Linked DNA regions of Homo sapiens: region 1 is linked to region 2. A link is a loop called in an ENCODE intact Hi-C map of the cell type or tissue named here. Cell type or tissue: mammary epithelial cell. All regions are shown on one strand. Each heading gives the region's core, and the rest is flanking DNA. Links, peaks and the distances in the headings are about the cores only.

Region 1 (8,340 bases), core at 18-8,017, 230 kb before region 2:
TCAGAGCCTGAACGGGGTGAGAAGGGCTTCCGTGTGGCGCGTCCTGATGGGAAGTGTTAGTGCCCAAGTGGAGTAAAGAGAGCATGGGACGCAGGGCGTGCAGCCTGTCCTGGCTGTCAGGGCTACAGCTGGTTGAGGAGGGTTTGCCTGTGGAGGCGTTGCCTGGGTTGGGGCATCAGAGCTTGAACAGGGTGAGAACAACATCCACACAGAGGCACTGCCTGGGGTGGGGTGAGGAGGGTGCCCATGCAGTGGGGTGGCCTGGATGGGAGTTTAGGGCCAATGCAGGGAGATGAACACGTTGCATGGAGGTGAGGGGTGCAGCAGAGATGGAAGACCGGGTGCATGCAGAAGGATTGACAAGGAAGGGCTTATAGGATGTCTAATGGAAACCATTCTTTTCACTGTCAAATAAAGGAATTACAGACACAAAAGGGGAATCAACATCCAGTGTTGGATTAGAAATGAATGCTTCTGAGTGAACTCAGGGTTTCAATATAGATAGGTAGTAGAAATAAATACAGAAATAGATGTATATGCATAGTCATATAGATAGCAGAAATAAATATAGATATAAATGTATAAGCATATACAGTCATGCACTGCATAAAGATGTTTAGGTCCGTGAAAGACCCCATATGCAATGGTGGTGCCACAAGGCTATAAAGGAGGTGAAGAATTCCCATCACCCAGTGACATCGGTGCTCATGCCCTGTGGAAGTGCAATGCAATCTTCATGTCTGTGGTGACGCTGATGTGAACAAACCTACTTCCCTGACGGTCTATGAAAGTCTAGCAGGTGTAGAGTACGTAATTCTTGATAATGATAGTAAACAACTATGTTACTGTTTATGTATCATTACTTTAAAATGATAGATTTTTATCATTATTTTAGAATGATAGATTTTAGATATACGTAGATAATGCCTACTTACATGTTTAGAAAGTTAACTGTAAAACAGCCTCAGGCAGGATATAGGCTAAATATGAATTCATGTCTTCATTTCTAACAAAAATTTCAAGGAGTAAAACGAAATATTTTTTTAAATAAAAACAGTGTATAGAATAAGGATATGAAGATATTTTTATACTGTACAATGTGTTTGTGTTTTAAGTTAAATGTTATTACCAAAGAGTAAAAGAGTTAAAAAATTTAGAACTTTATAAAGAATTACGGTAAGCTAAGGTTAATTTATTATTGAAGAAAGGAAAAGGTTTTGTAGATTTAGCGTAGCCTGAGTGTACAATGTTGACAGAGTCTGCAGTGGTGTGCAGTTATGTCCTAGGCCTTCACATTCACTCACCACTCACTCACTGACTCACCTAGATTAATTTGCAGTCCTGCAAGCTCCATTCATGGTAAGTGCCCTATACAGGTGTACCATTTTTTAACTTTTATCCTCATATTTTTACTGTACCTTTTCCATGTTTAGATACACAAATACTTCCCATTGTATTACAGTCACCTACAGTATTCAGTAGAGTAACATGCCGTGCATGTTTGTAGCCTCGGAGCAATAGGCTGTACCATGTAGCCTAGGTGTGTCATAGGCTGTTCTATCTAGGTGTGTGAAGTACACTCTATGATATTCACAACTGTAAAATCACCTAAGGACACATTTTCCAGAATGTATCCCCGTTATTAAGGAAGGCATGACTGTATATGTATGTATGTACGTGAGTGCATATAGTCACATACATACATACATAATATATGTGTATGTATGTATCTACGTCTATTGCCTGGCTCTGTACACTGAGGGAGCCTGGGAGCAGGGACACCCCATTAGCAATTGGCACATCTATCCCCCAGGTATTGGGTTCTAAATAGCATTTTCCACTAAAAAGAACTAGGAATCCATGAGGAGATGACTAATTCCAGGGCTAGGGCAGAAACTCCAAAATAAGTTGTTGTGCGAGAAAGTAAGGAAGCACTTAAAGACTGATGGGAACATGTCAAAGGAGACAGAAGCCAGCGTGAATATCCTTCCATTGGGACAATGTAATCATTAAAGAACAGATCATATCCACTCAATAAAATAGAGAGCCATGAGTCTTAGAGATATAAATAAATGAATGAATACTTTGCAATTTGATGTTGAATGGGATATTTACATATTTTGAAAGTAAACCTCCGCAAAATACTTATTAATTACAAAGGGTAAAGGAATAACTTTTCAAAGGAGAAGGCTGGGAGGCACCACCTTAAACAAAGAGTGAACTTCATCAATAACGGGATACGTTGAAATGATGTACCATGCAATGGAATACAGGAGAGGAAGGCAGCATGACTTCTGCGATGGTCCTCTCAGAAAAGCCTTGGCTCAATCCAATCGCGAAGAGATACCAGCAATCCCAAATTGGGGAACATTCTACAGAATACCTGACCTGTCATATTCAAAATTGTCACAGACCTGAAAGACCGAGGGAGACTAATGGTAGATGACAGCTATACACAATCAGTGTTTTAGAATGGGAACCTTTTGCTCCAAAAGACTGCAGTGGTGACAATCAGCCAACAGTGCATGGTGCCTCGGGATTACATAGGAGTAATCCGCTTGCATTAGTTATTCGATTCTCTTGATTATACTGGACTATGTAGGAAAAGGTTGTTGTTTAAATGAAATATACCCTTAAGCATTTGGGGTTGATGAAGCATGGTTGGCAAATTTCTCTTAAATGATTCACTAAAAATTGTTCGTCGTACTGTTCTAACTTTTCTGGAAGTTTGTGACTATTTCAAGATTTTACAGTTTTTTAAAAAATCACAATGTATATTCACAATACAGAATAGAATAGAATAGAATAGTGTGGCTTCACTCTATCTTAGATCAGAGAGGAACAGAGACCTGTACAGAGTTTTGAAGGTAAAGAGGAGTTGCCTCTCGATGAAGACAGTAAGACCTTGGCAATAATACCTAGGAAATCTTGCAGTTTCCTAGTTCTTTTCAACATACAGAGCATTTTTATGTACACTATCTTACTTAACTCCAGTGATACTCTTGTACAGTTATTAAATCATCCTCATTTTATAGATGGAAAAATCAAGCTCCGAGCTTGCCGGGCATAAAATCCCAGCTCCCAACCTCTATTTCTTAGCCGATTGAAAAATCCCATCCAACATTGCTGTGAAAGCACATTTTTAGCATTCCTTTATAAAATCTCATTTTATTTGCAACATCCTGCAGCTTGGCCACACGCTCCCCTGGCTTTAGGTGCACACATAGAGCCAAGGAAGGGCAAAAGCCCAAGTGGGGCACTGGGAGGGCCGTGGATGGGGAAAATGCAAAGACTCTCTGGAAAACCCAACTTATTTCTACTTTGCACCCATTTGGAAAATGTCTTTCTGACCACAAAACAAAAATGACCCTGCACTGAACTCCCCAAACAGGGTGCCCACCAGCTACCAAGGACTTAATGAATGTTCTTGAAAAATACTAGCCAATACTAGCAGACAACGATGATTATCCATAAACCTCCTGTACAGCAGTCTACAATGGGTTTTCCACACTGTCGTCCGATGCCTCACAGAAACTCATGCAGGAGGTATAACTCAGGTCCTAGTTAATCGATGAAGACAAGTTACCCAGTAGGTGGAAGGGCCAGCATTTGAACCCAGGGTTTCTGGCATTGTATTCATTTTCATTTGTCTACTCAAATTGCCTCTTTCCTCCCACTAAGAAAACATATGAGTTAACTCAGTTAAAATGCAGAAGGTTAATCTAGCAGTTGTAGGTGAGTGAGTGGTCTCACTGGAAATTTTTCCTGTCTCCCTCTAGAGCTTTTAAGCTGAGTGTAAATTGACTATGTGCTTAGGGATTTACCAGCTCGGACAGACTGAAACAATTAGACAGGAGGCCGCATCAGACTGAGAGAGAGAGACAGATCCCAGGCTTGTGGGCCCACATTCCTTTTAAAACTTCCCTCCCTATCCTTTCTCAACTGGCTGAAACCCTGGAGGTTTGACTGGCTAACCCACTTCCTCTCACAAGTGTCCATCCCCCGGGGGAGCCTGGGATTTGTAGTTTTGGTATCAGCCTGCCTTTCATAATCCCTTAGCGGGACTCCCTGGCTGAGGGCGTGTAGTGTCAGTTTCAGTAGCTTTCTACGTGATGAAATGCCCAATGTGCTTTCTGCAAAACCTGCATTCCTTCCTGAATAACAGCAAAGCTTCTGTATGCTCACCAGAACCCAGTCACTCCCCTGGCCCCCATCCCGGCTCTTATTACCTCTCCCATCCCTGCCCCCACTGATACAAAGCATCCTCTTACCTCGACCCCCTGAGGGCCTTCTGGACACAAGCTCAGTGGTGCTGTTGATGGTGGAGGAACTTCTGAGCAAGGTGTGGGAGTGGGGCTGGGCAGCAGACAGCCATGCTTAAGGGTTGCTTCCCCCAAGCACATTCCCCCAAAGGACACCTTTTCAAGAGTTTTTAAGGCAACAGGTTTACATGATGCTTGTAATGAACAGATATTAGAGGAAATACGGTAAGAATCCAAGTCCACAGAAACCACCTCTCACATGAAGTACTGCATTTTGTTCAGGTTTTTATTTATCCACTAAGCATTGCCTTGGGTTGGCAGTAACTTGGCTTGGGGTGGACAGATGCTGCTTTCCTCCCTTGTGTTCTAGAACCTCCTGATCTCATTTGGTCTAAACTAGCAAACCTTATCTGAGAACCTCTTAATCCATTTCCCTTTGTGTATGTTCATCGCTCACTTGCATGCAGATGTTATTGGTTAAGTAAAATAACAATCTTTTTAAGTGTCATTACATTTTCTAGTGGCTGTTGACTATTAAAAATGTTTTAAAATAACAGATATTGAAAATAGGCCCAGTGTGGTGGCTCACGCCAGTAATCCCAACACTTTGGGAGGTTGAGGTGGAAGGATTGCTTGAAGCCAGGAGTTTGAGACCTGCCTGGGCAACATAGAGATACCCTATCTCCAGAAATAAAATAAAATAAAATAAAATAAAATAAAATAAAATAAAATAAAATAAAATAGAACTTCCTTTGTGTGGGACTCAACAACATTTTTCGACACTGAAAAAAGATGACCTCTGCTATAGACTGACTGTGTCTGTCCCTTCTCCCAAATTCATATGCTGAAACCTAATCCCCAATGTGAAGGTATTTGGAGGTGATTAGGGCATGAGGGTGGAGCACTCAAGAGTGGGATTAATTCCCTTATGAAAGAGACCCCAGAGCATTCCCTTGCTCCTTACACCATATCAGCACACAGTGAGAAGGTTCCCTCTATAAACCAAGGCAAGGGCCCTCACCAGACACTGAATCTGCTGGCACCTTGATCTTGGACTTCCCAGCCTCCAGAACTGTGAGAAATAAAGTCCTGTTTTTATGAGCCACCCAGTCTATGGTAGTTTGTTATAGCAGACCAAATGGACTAAGACGACCTCCTGCTAAAGGACTGTTGGTCAGTGTCCCAAACTGTGGGGAGGAACAGCTTCCATGAGAACCACTTGCAGGCCTGCATGCCCGCTTTGCTTGGCTGGCACTGTTTGTTAGATGGCAGAAACCTCATGGCACAGGCACAGAATGATCCAGCAGGGAAAAGACTGGACTAGCAGACAGGAGGGCAAAGATTCTGTTTGTCCTCTGGGACTAGTCCGCTGCATGCCCTGGAGCCAGCTAGCAAACGTTCAATCTGGGCATTGCAGGGGAATAAATGCCAGTGCCCCCTCTGTACAAATGCTTATGAGGAGAAAATGGTGCCCCAGTCCTGTCAGCCAGTGGGCCAGCTTCTGAGGCATAGGACAAATCACTGTGGAACATATTCAGGGGGCGAGATTTGGCTAAAGCTCTATGACTGTGTAGAGAAGATGAGCCTGAGCCAGTGTTTGAGTAGGACACATAAAGAAAACCTTTAAAAGAATGAACTAATGGGCTGAGCATCTTCTTACAGCACTCAGAAATATATGCCTCCATTTTCCCTAATGAATACTTTGCAGATTTCAAAATTGATGGGGAAATTGCGTGGCTAAGATGGAGATCTGCCAAAGAATTCAGCTAGTTTGTTCTTAAACATACCTGGCCTTCATCATTCCTCTTTCTATGCTTGGGCCACTAATACCAAGTTTTAATTTTCTCCTTTCTTGGAAGTCACTAGAAATCCAGTACATGCATACACTTTTTTCACTAAAGACCAACATCTTTGTTTTGAGAGTTAATAGCAGAGGATATTCAATATAGAGAAAATAGGAGGAAAAGAGTAGAATTTCAGTTTCAATTTATTTTTATATCACCATTTAAAATGTTCTATTTTGTATTTGTTTTCTAATATGAAGAATAATGTAACAGTTTGTATATATGATTTATAAATCAATGTGCATATGTTGAGAATATGTGCTTTACACATCTTTTTAAATGGCAGGGTGCAAGATTAAAAAAAAACTGGAGACAAATGTTCCGAAACACATCCCATTTCATTTAGGTAGACATGTTGTCTAGAAGGTACTTAGTGTTACCCTAAGAAGGTTCTAGGGTTACCAATGCTGTGAGTCTAATTCCTTGCAAATCAAGGACTTCCCAGGTCTCACTCTTTTCATTGTAAAATAGAGAAAATGAAAATAAGCTACCTAACAGTGAAGGAACTGGAGGCAAGTTTCTTCCTTGGGAAGAAAAATGACCTTAAAAATCTGCATGAGCCATAAAGTCCTGGTCTGAGACCTGAAGGAAGCAGGGCGCTTATTCTTTGCTGGAGTGGCAGAAGGTGGCCGTCTGGGTCTGAAGTGCCCAGGGGAGGCTGCAGAGTTAAATCTCACAGACCAGTCTGGATAGACCAGCTCGCTTTGCTCCAGTCCTTACATACAGGTTTATCCATGGCCTTAGCTGCTGTTTTATAAAACCCTTTTAGGCTGGAGGAAGATTTAAATAACACACACAAAAACACTACAAACATCATCAACAACAATGAAAAACCACACTGATTTTTTACCTTCTGCTGTACTGCAGTAGGTACATTCGAAAAATTCTTGATAGTGCAAGAAGTAAATAGGAAAGTTCCCCAGGGAAAACCCTTTGACCTAACGGGGGCGGTAAATAAGAAAACTGTCCTCAGCACTGAGAGAAGGAACCATTTATTTAGTCAAATTATTTTACAACATGGTCTTCTTTGACAGTTGTCAGCTTAACACTTAATATAGTTAAAAAAGTCAACAATTACCTGCAAAATTATATATATTTTAATGTCTAAAAATATGTTGCTTATATAGAGCAGGAAAATCCCTCCTCTCCACAAGGGAAAGTTTCGTTGTTTTTCCCAGAGCTGTGATTATTGCAGTACTGTTACACGCATTTCCAAAGCATTAAAGATCTAAATGGATTATCTTTTCCCTGCTTGTGTATGCCTGTTAAATAACTGTACCAGTGCTTTGCTTTCTCATAAGTCAGTGACTTAAACAGCCCTGTTTCCTTTTCAGCTATAGGCATATTATGCTTTTTAAAAACCAGCTATAAAAACATACAGACAGCCCAAATGTACAGATTGAAAAAAGATGTACAAATTACATTAAAAAAAATAACAGCGATTGATTCGATAGTAAAACTGCTTTTGTGACCGAGGTCAACTCGTTTATTTATTCTTAATTTTTAATTATTTATTTTTAATACTGTGAGATATAGGAAAATAACTCTGCATAATTTATACAGTAAGTTGCCTTCTGATTGGTTGGCCCTGGTCTGATGGTCTGACAAGCGCACAGCACTTGCGAATCTGCTTGAGTTTAGAAATCCCTACAACTTTTCCAAGTTCTGGGACCACTGTCATCATTTAAAAAAAAAAAAAAATTAGTAATTTAATTCCCCGTCTTTCAGGAATGTATGTATTTGCATTAAAATTTCTTAGTTCATATCTTGACTATTTCTAGAGAGAGTGGTCAGCTGAGTGCATACTGTCCACTGAGAGGGATTCTGCAATGCCCTTGGCGTCTTAAACACACAAACCTTCTTTCCATCAAATTCCAGTTGGGTGAAAACTTCACTGGCCTTACAATCAATGTTCCAGTTGCCATCCACTGAATTTGGTCCTCCTAAAATTAGATTATAAGCTTCCCACCTCTATTTGTCACTAAATCTCAAACCAGAACATGACGGGTTAAGTCCATGATTCTGTGTCATACTGAACCCCGTGTATTGACAAGAAACTGCTTTGGTCATAAAAACATAAAGAAAACGTACAGCTTCTTTCTCAGAACCATGACTTAACCATTCCAGTAATCTTAATATGCAACTCACAAGATGCTAGGAGACTGAGAATTCAAACTGGCATACTGGCCCATGGAATTATTCATCTCTTTGTTCAGGTAGAGGAAGCAAAAGTT
Region 2 (8,340 bases), core at 142-8,141:
GGTTTCCTTACAGTAAGAAAAGCTATTCTAGAAATTCCTTCATGCTCTGTCTCACTTGTATCCAAACTATATTGAGACTACGATTGTTTAGGTGAGGCTACAGAGATACTCCTTCAAAGAAGCAAACAACTCATTTTGCATATCCCTTTTACATGGGATCAAAAGGTACCCATGTCCCTGGATCACTGAGTTTTAATTTTTTCCTTGAGAATCATAATGGTCATATTGCCCTATCAATTGAGGTCTTTCCTCATAGAGCTATCTATGGACATGGGAAAGAAAAGCATTGCTTCTACTGTTTACACAGTCATCTAATCGCATGGTGATTTCAGCAACCCTGTGAAGTTGGGCTGGTATTACTACACCCTCTTCAAGAGCCGGCATAAGGGAGGGGCTGGGGAGCCACCACCGTGCAGTGGAGGGATCCTCCAGGGATTTCATACCTTCTTCTTCTAGAGCATCATTTTCTTTTGTCCTATATTATCCATGTGGATCAGAAAGCATTCCTTCTGCGGAAGCCTACTGACTTCTAATGCTATATATATATTTTTTTTTTCCCTCGGGACAACATATTCTTTTATTGTGGTAGAATACATGTAACGTAAAATTTACCATCTGAACAATTTTTAAGTGTACAATTCAGGGGCATTAAGTACAGTCACATGTTGTGCAACCATCACCCACATCCATCTCCATTCCTTTTTTATCATCCCCAACCGAAGCTCTGTCCCCATTAAACACGAATTCCCCATTCTCCTTTCTCCAACCTGTGTTAACTTCTATCCCTTTTTCTGTCTCTATAAATTTTACTATTCTAGGTACTTCATACAGGTAGAATTACACAATATTTGTCTTTTCTGTATTTGGTTTATTTCATTTAGCATAATGTCCTCAAGGTTCATCATACTGTAGCATGTATTGGAATTTCATTCTTTTTCAAGGCTGAATAATGTTCCATTTTCTGTACATACCACATTTTGCTTATCCATTTATCTGTGGATAAATAGTTGGGGTGTTTCTACCTTTTGGCTATTGTGAATAACGCTGTTATGAACAATATTGTGCAGACATCTTTTTGAGTTCTTCTTTCAATGCTTGTGGCTATATATGTAGAGGTTGAATTGCTAGATCAAATGGTAATTTTATATTTAATTGTTTTGAGGAACTACCACACTGTTTTCTACAGTGGCTGCACCATTTGACATTCTCAGCAGCAACACACCCTTATTCCTATTTCTCCTTATTCTTGCCATTATTTTCTGTTTCTTTGATAATAGGAACCCCAATAGATGTGAAGAGGTACCTCACTGTGGTTCGAATGTGCATTTCTCTGATGATTAATGATGTTGCCCTTCTTTTCGTGTGTTTATTGGCCATTTCTGCATCTTTGGAGAAATGTCTACTCATGTCTTTTGTCCACTTTTAGATCAGGTTATTTGTTGTTGTTGCTGTTGAGTTGTAGGAGTTCTTTATATATTTTGAGTATTAAGTCCTTATTAGATATGTGATTTGCAATTTTTTTTCTCATTCTGTGGACTTCCCTTTCACTGTCTTAATAGTGCCCCTTGATGTACAACATTTTAAAACTTTGATAAAGTCCAACTTATCTATTTTTTCTTTTGTTGCCCAAGTTTTTTTTCCTGGGATAAGCTGTCATATCCCAGGAAATCATTGCTAAATCCAATGTCATGAAGTTTTCTTCTTTGATTTTTTCTAAGAATTTTATAATTTTCATTCTTATGTTCAGATCTTTGATAGATTTTTGTTAATTTTTGAGTATGGTGTAAGGTAGGAGTCCAATGTCATGCTCTTATATGTGGATACCCATCTAATGTTATATTTTTGAAAATACTGTTTAAAACAAAACTTACTGTTTTCCTGGGCATTCTCTAGGCAATTTATGACAGTGGTGGCTTATTTTGCACTATTAAGATTTCTAGTTTATGTTCTTCCACACCGTAAAAGGCCGTGTCAGAGGAGGGAGCTAAGGTCCTGAAGAGTTGCTTTCTATATAAACTCAGCATAGACAACTCCAGACTTCAGAACCCCTTGACAGCCACACTGTACACCCTTATAGAGCAAGAATCCAAGTCTTCTCAACTTTGTTTTTTTCAATTATCCTGCAAACATAGTGAATACAGTTGTAATTAGTTATGATTGGTATAATTGACCGTGGGCTCTTTAAATGGGGCAGTGTGCTGAAATTGACTGGGTTACAGGGGCAGGCTGAAGCTTCCCTAGCTCTCTTCATAGACTTCTTTTGTAGCATGTATTACATTTTTGGGGGGAGATCGTTGATTTATGTGTCTGTCTCCTCACTACAATGCAAACTTGCTATCTTTCTAGTGCCTAGAACAGTGCCTGGCACAGGCAATTTATTAAACTAAAGTGAACCAATAGCATTACCTCTTCCTTACTTCCAAGTTAATGTGCAAAGGCAGAAGATGAGCAGTAAAATCTTGCTTTACTTACAATGTCATCTTAACTGCATTGCCAGCTTTATACAATGAAGGCTGATGATGATATGGCTCCAAATGACAGTTATTAGATTTTCAAGGATTTTCTAAGTTTGTATCTTTATTAAAAAGAGAAAGAAGCCAACTATGACAAATCTTAACTCCCACCTCCTACTCAAAGAAGATGGAATCTTTTAGGATAAAAGTCTTAGATTAAGCAGCCAAATACTGACTTCTCAAAAAAAATTGTAATAACTCCATTCATAGAAATGAGATTATGCTGTAACATTCTTACCATAGTCCTGAATATGTGAATAAAAGATGCTGTGTATTTTCACTTAGGACAGATGTAAGATTTTCATATTGTTTACATTTTCCCTAAATGAGAAATGTATGAACACTTCTGCCCTTTTATTCCTGCACCACGGACCATGAGTCAGGGCTGCTAAAAGTATCCTTATTTTAGAGATTGCCTAAAACCAGACTTATATGAAAAGGGGATTTTTAGCTTTACTTTTCAGAAATCCCAAGTCCATATCCAGTCAGCTCTCTTCCACAAAATTATTTTCTTTTCTTTAGAAAATATCACATTTCATATCAAGTTATTAGAGAGAAACGGGAAGCCTGAGCAGGTGACTGGGTGGTGGACGTCCTGTGTTTCTAAAGCAATCCCTTTCCCTCACCTGAGACCTTGCCTAGGTTAATGGGGGCTCCATTGAGAAAGTCAAGGAACATGAAGCATGAATATTTACATATTCAGCAGAGAGTAAATGCATCAGCAAATGATGAGGTGAGATACAGTGTTATCCCACTGAACTAGTTCCCTTTTGCTCATCTCCCTCCCTGTTACTCTCCAAGGCTGAGTTATATTCAGCTGAAGCACAATTTGAAGAATACGAAATAATGTGTGATTTGGTGCCACCACTGTCAATCAACAGTGCTTTCCACCTAGACTGCTGTGCCTGTGCCAGTGGCTGCTGTCCTGGTGCCAGGGGCAAGAGGAAGACTGCCTTTTTTCCAGCTTTCCCTGGCTTGACCACACCCCCCAATTTAAGGAGGCAGCTCTATTAGAAACATTATGGTCTTTGCATCCTCTTAAGCTACGGAGCAGAGGATTCCCGCAGGTAGTTGGAAAGAGACCACAGACTTTGAGGGAAGCTCACTCAGGATCTGCTCTCCGGCAAAGTAGTAAGTGAGGTGTGTGTCAGTTTCTGCCTAAAACTTTTCAGTCCATTTTCCTTTTCCTGCTTTAAAAAAATTTCTGTGGAATTAAAGAGTAAGTCGGTAGGGAGATTCAGGATACAAGTGAGTTTTCTCTTTCTCTTTTCACGTCTTTCTATATTCCCATTTAATTGTTTAACAATTTTCAAAAATACTTCCTAACCTCGTCAGAATAGTCTGAAAGCAAGACTATGTTTTTAAAAATGTTCCCTGCTTCACAAAAGTAAAACCATGCACGTTTTAGATACCCGTAGATTACTTGTCAGAAACCCTGATTTTTTTTTTTTTTTTTTGCAAATTGGAGCACTTCCAAAGAAATAAAGCTGTAGTTAAATATATAAATTTCTTTTTATTCTCTTTCACTCCTAGTAAATCTATTGTTTTACTTTTTTCTCCTGCTAGTAGTTTAATGAATTGCTTTTAATAGAGAGGAAATTGCTACAGGTTTGAATCTTGCTAGCCAAACTAGCCTGTTTGGTGTTTTTCTCTGTCTTGGGACTGACCTGCAGTTGTCCAAAGATCTACAAGTTCCTAAGTCTGTTGTTGAGACATGGTGTGGGTGTGGGCCGCGGTTGTCTCAGAGTTAGGGAGGTATTTCTTGTCCCCACGGTAGAGCTGGACTCAGTGGCAGGAGATGTCGATGGCAATTCCTCTGCATCCGGTGATTTTATCTGGCCGTGACACTTTGTATGTGACTCCTCACCCACCGTTAAAGGTCTCTGTTACCAACTTTTAAAGTAGTATTTTCTTCAGGCAAACTTAAAAGGGTGCTGGGTCACTGAAATCAATGCATTCTATTGCAGGATTTCTTTATCACCTTTTGGGTAAGTTTTTGTTTTTAATCTCAAGTCCATTTTCCTTCTTACTTTAGACCACTGCCATGCAACTGAGAAAAAAGTATTTGTTAAACAGCAGGAAATACCAATTCTAAAATGATAACTCCATCAGCTCCATTTGATTTGTAAAATTACTGATACTATAACTCTTTCATCAGTTGTGGTTTTGGGTTTGGTGGCCTATTTTTATCCAAAGAGAAAACGCTTTTTCTTCAGGGGCCGTGGGCTGTGCACAAGGGCTGCAGGGTGGCCACTGCTGCTGTTGAGAGTCTTGCTCACCTGTTGTTCCTGAATGGAGGGAAGGGAGAGCTAATGGGTTAATGTCTGCAAAGTGCTTTGAAGATGAAAAGGTCTTTTCATGTGTTCAGTAGTGCAGTTATTAATATTAATATTTGAAGAAGCATGCTGCTTCTAATTGTAAATCAACTACTTCCATCCTTGCCAACTCAATAGTGAAATAACAAACAGTTCAGGCATCCATGCAGCCTCTTCCGTCCTGGTTCCGCTGCTGAGGATGTGGGAAGCCAAGCCGAGAGCCTAATTATGGAGGGGGCATCTTTGCCCGGCAGGCTCCTTACACGGAGGTGCTAGTTGCTGGCTGTGAAAGGATGTCCTGAGGCAGAGCCTGGGGGAAGCTGGTAGAGGGGTGGGATCCTTTGGCATCTGGCAGTCTGTGGCCAGAGCACCGACTTGGGCCAGTGGCCGGTCCCGGACGATAATGGAGTTCAAAGGCAAGTGGGGTCAGAACTTGAACCAGCGCTGGGTCGGAGAAGGGAAAGTGGCTGTGCACTTGGATTATGTCAGTGATTAGCTTTGTAACAGAGAACAGGGATTGAACGTGTCTGTGCCTTCTTCCCTTCATCTCTAAAAGGTGAGCAATCATTTGCGCCCCGCCTGGTTTACAAATATGAGAGAATAGAAGTAAACAGCATAGGGCTATGAAAAATCAGAGTGCCAGTGAGGTCAAGGACTGTCTGAAGTAATACTTCAACAAACTGGGTGTGTGGGTGCAGGTCCTCTCACCTAGGGGAGGGTGAGGCAGAAGGCAAAACACTGCAAACAAATAATCAACAGATTTCTCTCTTTGATTGCACTGGTGAATTTCTTACTGATAACTGAGGTTCTGATGTACCTTGTGATTTTAATTATTGGTGAATAGATCTGTTTTCCATAGTGACTATCATTTTCTAATTACCAGTTCAAAATTCCCAACTGTTCACATCAAACAGCAGAAGGGAATGATTACGTCCCACGAGCTGGGACCCTTCCTTCCTTCCTTGCTTCCTTCCTTCCTTGCTTCCTTCCTTCCTTCTTCCCTCCCTTCCCTCCCTTTCTATCTTTCTTTTCTTTTCCTTCTTTCTTTCCTCCCTCCCTCCTTTCTTTTTCTTTCTTTCTTTCTTTCTTTCTTTCTTTCTTTCTTTCTTTCTTTCTTTCCTTCCTTCTTTCTTTCTTTCTTTCTCTTTCTTTCTTTCTTTCTTTCTTTCTTTCTTTTCTTTCTTTCTTCTTTCTTTCCTTCCTTCCTTCCTTTCTTTCTTTCCTTTCTTTCTTTCTCTTTCTTTCTTTCTTTCTTTCTTTCTTTCTTTCTTTCTTTCTTTTCTTTCTTTCTTCTTTCTTTCCTTTCTTTCCTTCCTTCCTTCCTTTCTTTCTTTCTTTCTTTCTTTCTTTCTTTCTTTCTTTCTTTCTTTCTTTTCTCTTTTTTCTTCCTCTTTCTTTCTTTTCTCTCCCCTCCTTTCTTCTTCTTCTCTCTCTCCCTCTTCCCTCCTCCTTCCCTTTCCTCCCTTTCTTTCTTCATTATGGAAATGATAAAGTATTTAGCATTTGAGCAAAATTAATGTGGTATGCAGCAATTTAGTGGCATTTCAGGCAAATCTTTTAAGTTTCTTCAATCCTGGGAAAAATTAGATGTGAAGACATAACTTACTTTTTGCTTCCTCATCTCCTTTATCCCTGCTGTACTGAAAGTATAGCTTATTGAACTCCACCTTTTAATGTAGATGATTTTCTAGTTATCATATCCATTCTTCTTCATTTCACCTAAGGAGGAATACTCAGCCCTAACGTTTACTGAGCACTTGGTATGTTCCAACATCCTTGCTAGGTGCTTTGCAGGGACTGCTTCATTTAATCTACAATGAAGTTTTGAGGTGGGCACTCCACTCTCGTCATCCCCATTTACCAGGTGGGGACTCTGAGGCTCAGTCATATGACCGTGTTAACTCATGGTGGACCCTGATTAGAGCCAATGGAATGTGAACCCAGAGCTTGTGATTGGAACTGCATGTCATAGGAATCTAAGTAACTCTAAGACATTTACACAAATTTAGGATAGATTTTTCTGCTTAGACTGATTTGCTTATCTAGGAGAACACTGGATTAAGCCTGTTTTCTGAAGTGGTATCTGTGGATTACTTATTCATTGTTATGAAGATACTGACTTTGAAGAAAGACTACCCAGGCCTAGTTTCCTGGGTAAGTAAGTCAGTCCCTTCCCTGACAAATATCAGTTTTATTTCTACTCCATGCCCAGCCTTGTGCTGGAGACCATACCAAACACAGAAGAAACAATATGTAAACTCCATTTTTAAAATTAACACAATAATCTTTACTAGAAAAGAGGATAAAAATGAAAGACAATATAATTATTAAGTAGTGTAGTATAACCTATACATGCTTTGGGAGTTCAGGTAGAAAAAAATGGTATCTAGAGCAGTGAGGGAAGGATGTTTCTGATCTGCCTTTTTTTCAAAAGAGGATAGATTTCATATTCCAGTAATCAAGTGTTGGAGCTGCCTTCAGAACTTAGAGGGAACAGGCTGGGTAGTACTTACTAGCATGAGAGTAAGCAACAAACATTTAGTGCAAATGTCAGGAAAATATTCTCAATGGGGAGGAAAAAATATATAAATTTTCAAGAGATGTGGAAAGGTAGAAAACTCCAGAATTTTGGTCTTTTTAGAGATTTAAAAGAGATTTAGTCTTTTTAGAGACTTAAAAAAAACTTTTCACTTTGAAATAATTCCAGATGCATAAAAGTTTGCAAAACAATGTACAAAAAGTTTCCAAAACATGTGAGTCTTTTACAATTGTAAAAAAAAACATATAATGCAAATAACTCTTTTAAATTATCTCTTGGCACCTCTTGTAATCCTTAATCCAAATGACTTCTGTTGATGGGAGAAAGCACCATTGCCAGTTTCTTGATAAAAGGGACCAAATAACTAGAACCATGTCTTCTTAGGAAAAGCAAGAAGTCTTGGCAGATGTGCATCTGGCATATGGCTCCTGAGACACTGACAGGTCCTGAGCTACTCAATTCTCCCCAGCCGGGTTTGTATTGCACCTGAGGTTACCAGCATCTGCTCAGCCTTGGCACAGAAGTCTTGCCTGTTCCTCCTTGGGCTCTGCCTCCTAAACACCTACCTTGTTATAATCACTCATGAGTTCAACCAAGTTAGTCCAGCGCTGCCTTGCTACTCACAGTGAAGTCCTCTGACCTGCGGCATCAGCACCACGTGGGAGCTTGTTAGAAATGTGGAATGTCTGGCCAGACCTCAGACCTACTGCAGCAGACTGCATTGTAACAGGATCCCCGGGTGATTCATATGCACATTACAGTTTGGGAGGCACTGCTCTAAAGAAAAAGCAAAAACAAATGAAAAAGCAAAAATGAAAAAAATGAACAAACAAGAAATCTTGCACTATTTTCCGCAGTGCTTTACTACTTCCTTATATTTGTATCTAGTTGCTAAAGCGTAAGTCCACAAAAGATCGACATTATATCAAAAAGATGTTGGTTTAACTCAGGAAGCTGCAATATTTCACCATTT

Evidence for each region. Peaks named below come from ENCODE experiments on the same cell type or tissue, not always from the same donor. Only the 100,000 strongest peaks of a DNase experiment are listed, where the experiment ranks them.
Region 1: a loop joins it to region 2, with 10 times the contacts of the local background. A loop is called at or near these places in 3 of 110 quality-filtered maps.

The regions. Positions count from the first base shown.
Region 1 is chr11:128,811,159-128,819,498 of GRCh38, reverse strand. It overlaps FLI1 (Fli-1 proto-oncogene, ETS transcription factor), which reads right to left. Exons shown (of 9, transcript NM_002017.5): 9 at 6,232-8,340. Among named protein-coding and RNA genes, the nearest start is that of KCNJ1, 52 kb to the left of the region's middle. RefSeq lists enhancers at 1-137, 3,924-4,033. In mammary epithelial cell, for the core only: no CTCF peak of the experiment used is centred there; a DNase peak (open chromatin) is centred at 4,018.
Region 2 is chr11:128,582,801-128,591,140 of GRCh38, reverse strand. ETS1 (ETS proto-oncogene 1, transcription factor) reads left to right here and starts at 3,583. Exons shown (of 10, transcript NM_001143820.2): 1 at 3,583-3,653. It overlaps LOC105369565 (a long non-coding RNA gene), which reads right to left. Exons shown (of 5, transcript XR_948163.3): 3 at 7,934-8,144; 4 at 4,181-4,801; 5 at 1,482-2,120. RefSeq lists a silencer at 3,424-3,630 and enhancers at 7,309-8,025, 8,026-8,340. In mammary epithelial cell, for the core only: no CTCF peak of the experiment used is centred there; no DNase peak of the experiment used is centred there; H3K4me3 peaks cover 251 bases.